Linked DNA regions of Homo sapiens: region 2 is linked to region 1. A link is a contact called in ENCODE Hi-C data. All regions are on one chromosome and are shown on one strand. Each heading gives the region's core, a stretch centred on a gene start or an enhancer-like site at or near the end of the contact. The rest is flanking DNA. Distances are from core to core; before and after follow the strand shown. Region 1 has its middle 7.7 kb from the start of LINC01227. Region 2 overlaps CDH13 (cadherin 13).

Region 1 (3,853 bases), core at 578-3,077:
TATTTCACTCTTTTTTTAAATGGCTGAGTAGTTTTCCTTGGTGTGTGTGTGTGTGTGTGTGTGTATACACCACTTTTATATGGTATATACGTACATATGTATATCCATGCCATATTTTCTTTATCCACTCATTGGTTGATGGACATTTAGGTTGATTCCCTATCTTTGCTACTGTGCATAGTGCTGTGATAAACATATGAGCAGATATCATTTTTATATAATGATTTCTTTTCCTTTGAGTAGATACCCAGTAGTGGGATTGCTGGATCAAATAGCAGATCTACTTTCAGTTCTTTGAGAAATCCAGGAGTGGTCTTTTAAAAACACAAATTCGAATACATTACTCTACAGATTAAAATCCATTGAAGGCTTTGTACCAGATTCAGTTTAAATACCATCCTGTATCTGAGCACTTGCCTTGCTTTCTAGCTGGGGCAGCCCTAGCAGCGTCTTATATTGTTCCCTAGTTTTATAGCCAGGTTGTTGAGGCAGCAGGTGGGGAAGCCAGGTAGTAGGCTTCAGAGAGAATAGATATACATGTTTCTTATCAGACTTAAAGAGTCTTTTCTGTCAGTCTTAAGGTCTGTGTTGATGTTAATGCTCGTCAGCTGGGCCTGAATTACAAAGGGAGGAGCATGCCTCTACTGTTGCTCCAAATCCCAGTTACTGTTAGGGTCTCTCCGGCCATGAGCCTGCATGGCCCTCTTTTCTCCTGCCCAGGGGCTTCCTCCAGGTGCAAGACACTACATGATCCACCTGGTGTTCCCACATGCCCAGTGCTTACACATCAGAAGTGCAGGAGTTAATCACCTATGGGGCAAATGTTGACCAATGCCTTATGGAAGCCTTGTGTAAAGTCCCCTGTCTTCCCTCGCTTAGATGGATGTTTCAGAGATGCAATCTTTCTCACGTTCTCTGCAAAGATGCCTGGTAAAGCCAAAGAGATCATCTTGTCACCAAGTCATGACCAGTTGGGTAATGACATCCTTCTATTTGCTCCCAGTGCCTCCCTTACTTACTCCCCCTTTCCCTCATTTCTACTTCCCAGGGATTGCACTCCCTGGAAAGCTTTACCCTCGGGCTCAGTTTCCTAGGGAACCACGGACTAGAAGTTCTCATTTTGAGGTCTTCATAGACCTCATCTCTTCTCATGATGCCACTCCTTCTTCTCCCTGTACTCAATGTTCCAACTTCTACAATCTACTCTTGGTTTCCCCTACCAGCCAGCAGTCCCATTCCTTTGTTTACACTGTGTCCTTGTCTTCAAAACCTATTAATACCTATTATTCTATCAAGACTTCACTCAGGGATCACCCCTCTCCCCCACCGCCAGGAGCCTTCCCTGATCCTCCTCCCCTCTCCACATAGAATTAATCATTCCTCTTCTTCACCCTGTTGTATTCTTCCAGAGTTCTCTGATAGCAGCTCCACTTGGTACTTCATTGCATGTACTTATTCATGCTCAAATGCAAGTTCCACAAGGGAAGATATTTTTTGCATTTTGTACATTTTTGTGCCCATTTTTTGAATAAATGAATATCTGACCCTTTCAGCTATGCGACTATGTTTTGCACATCAGTGTCTCCAAATGCCATCCTAGGGCCATTGTAGGGTGTACAGAGCAGAAGCTCATACATATTTGATGAATGCATGAGTGAAATTTAGTCTAAATCATTGAGCATGTATTGAACAATCATCATGAGCAGAGATGAACCCCTCATGCTAACCATTTGCCTCAACAATGCACAAAGTTTCTCACAAAAAGCAGCCAGACGCTGTGGATGAGTCATTTCAAAACCAACCCAGTACTAAGAAGACAACCACAAGCTTTGAGTCGCTACATGGCTGGCCAGAAGCTTGATCTTCTGAGTGTGAGTCCCAGCTGGGAAGCACAAACTATTGTGTTCACCGCAGGAGTCAGAAATGCCTGGGCCTGTCTAGAAGATGATGGGATGGCCTCATGGAGATTCTTTGCTCAGGGTCTCCTGGGAAAGAAACATTCTGAAGGAAGATTGAATCCAGGCCAAAAGCTTGCTGCAAGAACAGAGGTCCATATCTGAGGAAGGCGCTTCCCCACTGAACTCCCCCTAGAGCAAGGCAGCTATGGTAAAACCTGAGCACAGAACCAAAGAGCTGCTTCATATCAAAACTTGGTGAGGCGCTGCAAGCACAGAGCCGTGGTGTTTTTTAACCAGGGAAACAGGATGTAGCCCGAGTGGGGATAGGTACTTTCCCACCAGGGGTGGTTGTTGGAGCCCATGATGGCGTCAAGCTAGAGGACATAGTGCAGTGCAGTGGGGCTTTGGGAACAGCAATGGACGCTTCCACAGAGAGATGGCGCTGGAGCTGGTGAGCAGGACTATATGGCAGGCTCCATGGAATACCTAAAAGGGGCTTGTTCTTGAGCTGATGTGTGATGCCCCTGGTAGCATATAGTGGGGATAATGGGAAGATTAAGTCAGAGAAGGAAAGTTTTTGTATTGCTGTTGCTATTTTATATTTTTATTGTTGTATCAAATGACCCTAGGTTCTGACATATATATAAACCATTGGTAATTGATTTAATTATATAATTTATGTAAAGTCTTAACCCAATGTCTGTACATAGTAAGTGCTCAATTGCTTTTAGCTATTATTATTATTATTATTAATGAAGGAGATAGTACTAATTCATCCAGGCCGCTATAACAAAATACCATAAACTGGGTAGCCTATAAGCCACTGAAATCCATTGCTCACAGTTCTAGAGGCTGGGAAGTCCAAGATCAAGGCACCAGTAGATTTTATGTCTGGTGAGAGCCTACTTTCTCAGATGGCACCTTCTCACTGCGTCCTCACATGATGGAAGGAGCAGGGAGCTCTCTCAGGCCTATTTTATAAGGGCACTGATTCCATTCATGGTGGATTTGCCCTCATAACCTAATCAACTCGTAAAGGCCCCGCCTCCTAATACCATCACCTTGGCAGTTACATTTCAACATAGGAATTTTAGGGGAACACAAAAATTCACACCATAGCACCAGGGTCGGGGATAGAGAAATGGCTTTTGATTACAATTGCTCTGACCCCTGTTTTTATCTCTGGACTAATAATAGGGCTGGGGATCACATAGGCAATGTTTAAATACGTGTGTTGAAGTTATTAAAAAAAGAAGGAGAGAAAGAGAGACTCAGAATAGAGACTTGCAGATTCTAGTTTCCATCTTGGTTCTACCCACATGGATTGAGTGTCACCATATGTCCCTGGGCTAGGCACTCTTGGCTTGCCATTGTACTTAACCCTCTTGGAATTTTTCTGAGTCGTAATTTTTCCCTGTGAAAGATAGGGAAACTGAGGCTTGGGGACTGGAAGATATCTAGTAAGTCTTGCTCTCCTGTGAAATATAGGGAAATTGGCCAGGCAAGGTAGCTCAAGCGTGTAATCCCAGCACTTTGGGAAGCTGGGGTGGGTGAATTACCTCAGATCGGGAGCTCGAGACCACCCTGACCACATGGAGAAACCCCATCTCTACTAAAAATACAAAATTAGCCAGGCATGGTGGTGCATGCCTGTAATCCCTGCTACTCGGGAGGCTGAGGCAGGAGAATCGCTTGAACCCAGGAGGCGGAGGTTACAGTGAGCCGAGATCATGCTATTGTACTACTCCCGTCTGGGCAACAAGAGTGAAACACCTTCAAAAAAAAAAGAAAAGGAAGGAAGAAGGAAAGAAGAAAGAAAGAAAGAAGAAAGAAAGAAAGAAAGAAAGAAGAAGGAAAGAAAGAAAGAAAGAATGAAAGAAAGAATAAAGAAAGAAAGAAAGAAAGAAAGAAAGAAAGAAAGAAAGAAAGAAAGAAAAAGAAATATAAGGAAACTG
Region 2 (3,807 bases), core at 1,308-3,807, 2.1 Mb before region 1:
CTGTGCCTTTGAACCACTGATTCTCTGCTTGAAGCCCCCACTCCCACACTGCCAGCTTTTGTTTGACTATCTTCAACATGATTTTCAGTCTCAGCTCATATGTCATCTTTTCACTGATAACTCTGTCCAAGGCAGATGCTCTTTCTCTGTACTTCCAAATCGAAATCAGAGTTCCTTTTGCTAGACCAGCATTTTCTGCCTTGCACGGTAACTCTCAGCTGAAGTTTCTGTCTCTCACACTGTCCTGAGACATGCCACTGGTTCAAGGGGCTGTCTAGGTGGTGCCAAACCTCATACAGATCCTGGCACATAGCAGGTGCCCACTAAAGGCTAGCTGAAATTTCAGGCACTTGAGTAGTGAGCCATGACCCGAAGGCATTGCTTCCTATCTGGGCGACCTTGCCTACTCTAAGCTTCAGTTTCCCCATTGTTAAAATGGGAAAGAATGATAATAAGGGCAATGCCTATTTCATTTGGTGGTTGTGAGGACTGAGTTAATATATATGTAAAATTAACAAATGTAAACAAGAAAAAAATAGCCTGTGGAGGAGGTAAGCTTCTGTAGGCTTCTTCTGAATTGCTTTGGCTTCCTCTGCTGCACATAAAAACAAATGATGTCACTGCCTTGCCCTCCCCCAACCCCACCAGTGGTTTCCCATCACTCTCAGCATCACACGCACACCCTCCCTGCAGCCTAATCTGCCTCCCTGATCTCATCTCCTACTCTTGGACCCGACACTGCGGTAGCCTCACTATTTCCTGCTTTAGGACTTTGCACTTGCTTTTTGCTCTTCCTGGCATACACTTTCCTTTTGAGATCCACATGGCCATCTCATCTACTTCAGAGAGATCTCAGTTGAAATGTCTCCTCTCCAGGACACCTCCCCTCACCCCCAACCCCTATCACAAGGAGCACCTTCGTCACACTTTACCCTTTTATGGTGCTTGATTGACCGGCTCATTGATTGCAACACTGATTACTAATGAATTTTCTTTACTGTTTGCCTCTGCCAATAAAGCAATAGCTCCATGAAGATAGGAACCTGGTTGTGCCCATTGCTATTTTCCTGGTGCTTGCGGGCATTCAGTAAATGTGTTGGGAAAATGAATGAATGTATGAACAGATGAATCCCCTGATACAATGGGAAAGGCAGGGAAATTATCTTGAGTTTCTTTTGGACTCCATCCTCCAGTTCTGGAAGCTTACCTGTACCCCAGAGCCAAGAGAATGACTAAAAGCATGAAATCTGGGACCACCAGCTCCACAGTTTATTTGCTATGGCTGTGGGCCTCAGCTACTTTGCCTGTATAATGGATCTAGTCACTCCATCTACCTCAGTAGTGTTGGGAGGGATGAAAGAACTGATACGAGGAAAGCCTTTAGCACAAGGCCAGGCACATACCTTTGTTAGCTGCTTCACGTGGTTAATACTATAACCTGAGAAGCTGCCCTCATCCTTTCTGTACCCACCTCTTCTGAATATGAAAAAAAAAAAAATCCTTATTTAAATCCATGGTTCCTTTGATGGTACAGCATTTGTATCTTTGCCCACGGCCCCATCCCCTAAGGATGTCTGCCCCCAAATAAAAGTTGTCAAACATTTTAAATGGTATTAAATTGTCCAGAAAATGGGAATGCCCAAAGCAGAGAGTCAGTCAATCAGGATTATTTGAGAGCTTCAAAAAGACAGAAGGAAGCCATTATTAGGTTTAAGAATATTGCATTCCACCTCCCACACAGCCTTTATCTAAATCTTCATTTAATTGGCAGCCTTCAGCACTGTCAGAATTGCATTCTGAGAACCAAGAGAAGTTTTCAAACATTCACACAATGTTATATGCTTGGCTCAAAACAACTCAAGGGGAAAGAACCATCTCTTCTGCAAGAGATTTGGGGATGCCCTAAAGCTGATGCTATGAGAGTTGGGAAACCGACCTTGAATAAGAAACCAAGACCACCATGTAAGTGTCAGCCAAAGACACTGTCCAGAGGTTTCAGGCAGAGAGACTCGGACCTGCTGTCTCCCCAGAATCTCTAGGTGACTCTCTAAGGGCAAGAATTCATCCTTTCTCTATCTCTCAGGACCTCCCCCACTGGCTGGTGCAGTGTAGGCCGGAAATAGATGTTTTTGCAATGACTAATGAGAATTTTTGCGGCTTTATGTCATAAGGGGAATCCTCTCTCAGGCCCATGTGTCTCTGCCTGAGTGATTCCAACCAGAAGCTGGGCTGGAAGAAACCTGATTTCTCCCTGTCCCTCCCTGTAACCCCGTACAGTTAATTAGCAAGTCTTATCTGTTGTGCTATATCTCATGATCTCTGTGGTATCTGTCCCCTTCTCTTCTCTCTCAGGGCCTTGAATGTGGTCTTCAGTCTTCTTCTCCGGAACTACTGCAAAAGGCATCTGTCTCCCATCCTGCGCCCCGGTGCAGGCACAAGCATGCTGATCATTGGAAAACCCAGATTTAAGAGCGTCTGTCACTGCTGCTGAAAAATCCCCCCTAGTTCCTGCGCCTCCAGGGTGAAATCCAAGTTTCTCAACATGACATGCACATCGTGTTTCTTAACCAATCCACCCCCTCCCTGGCTGCTCCCTCCTACCCCTGCAGCCCTGCACCTTGGCCTCCAGCCCCACAAGCAACTCTCAGCTTCCCCCAAGCATGAACTGCCAGCTCCCTCCACTCCATGTCTTTTCTTCTGCTGCTGGCTTTGTGCAGGTACATCCAGTCCCATTTTACTCAGTGCCTAATTTCTGTTGCTCCTTCAGGGCCCAAGTCAAATATATTCCCCAGAAGGCCTTCCTGGGTCCCTCTCTCTGTTCTCCTCCAAAGTTGGGCTGGTCTCTCCTCTGTATTTCCAACACACCTGAGGCTGAGCATACTTTTATTTATTTTTTTGTGTAAAATACACTAAGGCACTACAAAAAGGTGCAAAAGCCCAAGTATTCAGCTCAATGTTTTCCATGAGTTGCCACGTAACTGGCACTAAAATCAAGGAGAAACATTATCAGGTCCTCAGAAACCATCCACCCACCCCCTACCACCACCATGTCTTCTTCACAGACACTTGGAAAAACCGTTCAATAAGTATCTATCAAAGGTAAATTAACAAAATGGGTTTCCAAAGTGGTTGTACTCCCAAGCTCATTCACACTGAATGGACAATGTTGACTGCCTTGTCTGTTTACCCTTCTGAATTACAACATCCTGGGGTCACGGACTACCTTTTGGTCGCCTGTTTACCCCCAACTTCTACAAAGAGCCAGCACATGAATGAACGAATCAATGAATGAATGAGCTAATGAAGGAGTGGGATGAAGAACATACACTGTCAGTTTGAGCAACAGTTTTGATTTTCTTCTGGTCTTTGTTAAATGTGCCTCTCTCATTGGAACCCACAGTTACAGAAAGATTCTGGGATTCCCATCAGAACTCACAAAAGACCATAGGTCCACTAGAGATTGTCAGAGGAAAAATAAAAAGGCTTTAAAGGTCATTGGTTTTAACCAGAAAAAAAAAAAAAAAAACAATTCTAGGTAATGCAGGCCAGTTAAGTTGGTTTGACAGCCAACCTCAGCAGCAGCAGCAGCAGCAGCAGCAGCAGCTTCCAATATCTTTCTAGATTGGTTCATTTTCCAAGATCTGTAATTTTTAAATGAGGAGTAGGATCAAAGGTCAATCTCACTTCCTGGAGCAGAAGCTTAAGTATGGGCTGTAATCATATCACTGAGCAAACTTCAAAAGCTGCTGGTGCAGTGACAGCAACCACCTGTCTATCTTCAAACCAGATGAATGGCTTTTCTGATGC

The links. A loop is a pair of places that touch in the nucleus more often than their neighbours do. Pooled maps may share reads with other maps.
Region 2: a pooled map shows a loop between it and region 1 (17-fold over the local background). The contact joins two enhancer-like sites. A Hi-C loop is called at or near these places in 3 of 37 single-sample maps with no recorded cell type and 9 of 50 pooled maps.

What each region holds. Positions count from the first base shown.
Region 1 is chr16:80,578,630-80,582,482 of GRCh38, reverse strand. No RefSeq gene overlaps it. Among named protein-coding and RNA genes, the nearest start is that of LINC01227, 7.7 kb to the right of the region's middle. RefSeq lists an enhancer at 1,817-2,306. Within about 2 kb of position 1,827, at least 3 of the 41 ENCODE cell types and tissues checked have a DNase peak (open chromatin) inside an H3K27ac peak, as active enhancers do.
Region 2 is chr16:82,652,426-82,656,232 of GRCh38, reverse strand. All of the region lies in intron 1 of CDH13 (cadherin 13), which reads right to left. Among named protein-coding and RNA genes, the nearest start is that of CDH13, 27 kb to the right of the region's middle. RefSeq lists silencers at 531-580, 515-809 and enhancers at 1,713-1,762, 2,003-2,052, 2,103-2,312, 2,134-2,633, 1,554-2,753. Within about 2 kb of position 2,557, at least 13 of the 41 ENCODE cell types and tissues checked have a DNase peak (open chromatin) inside an H3K27ac peak, as active enhancers do.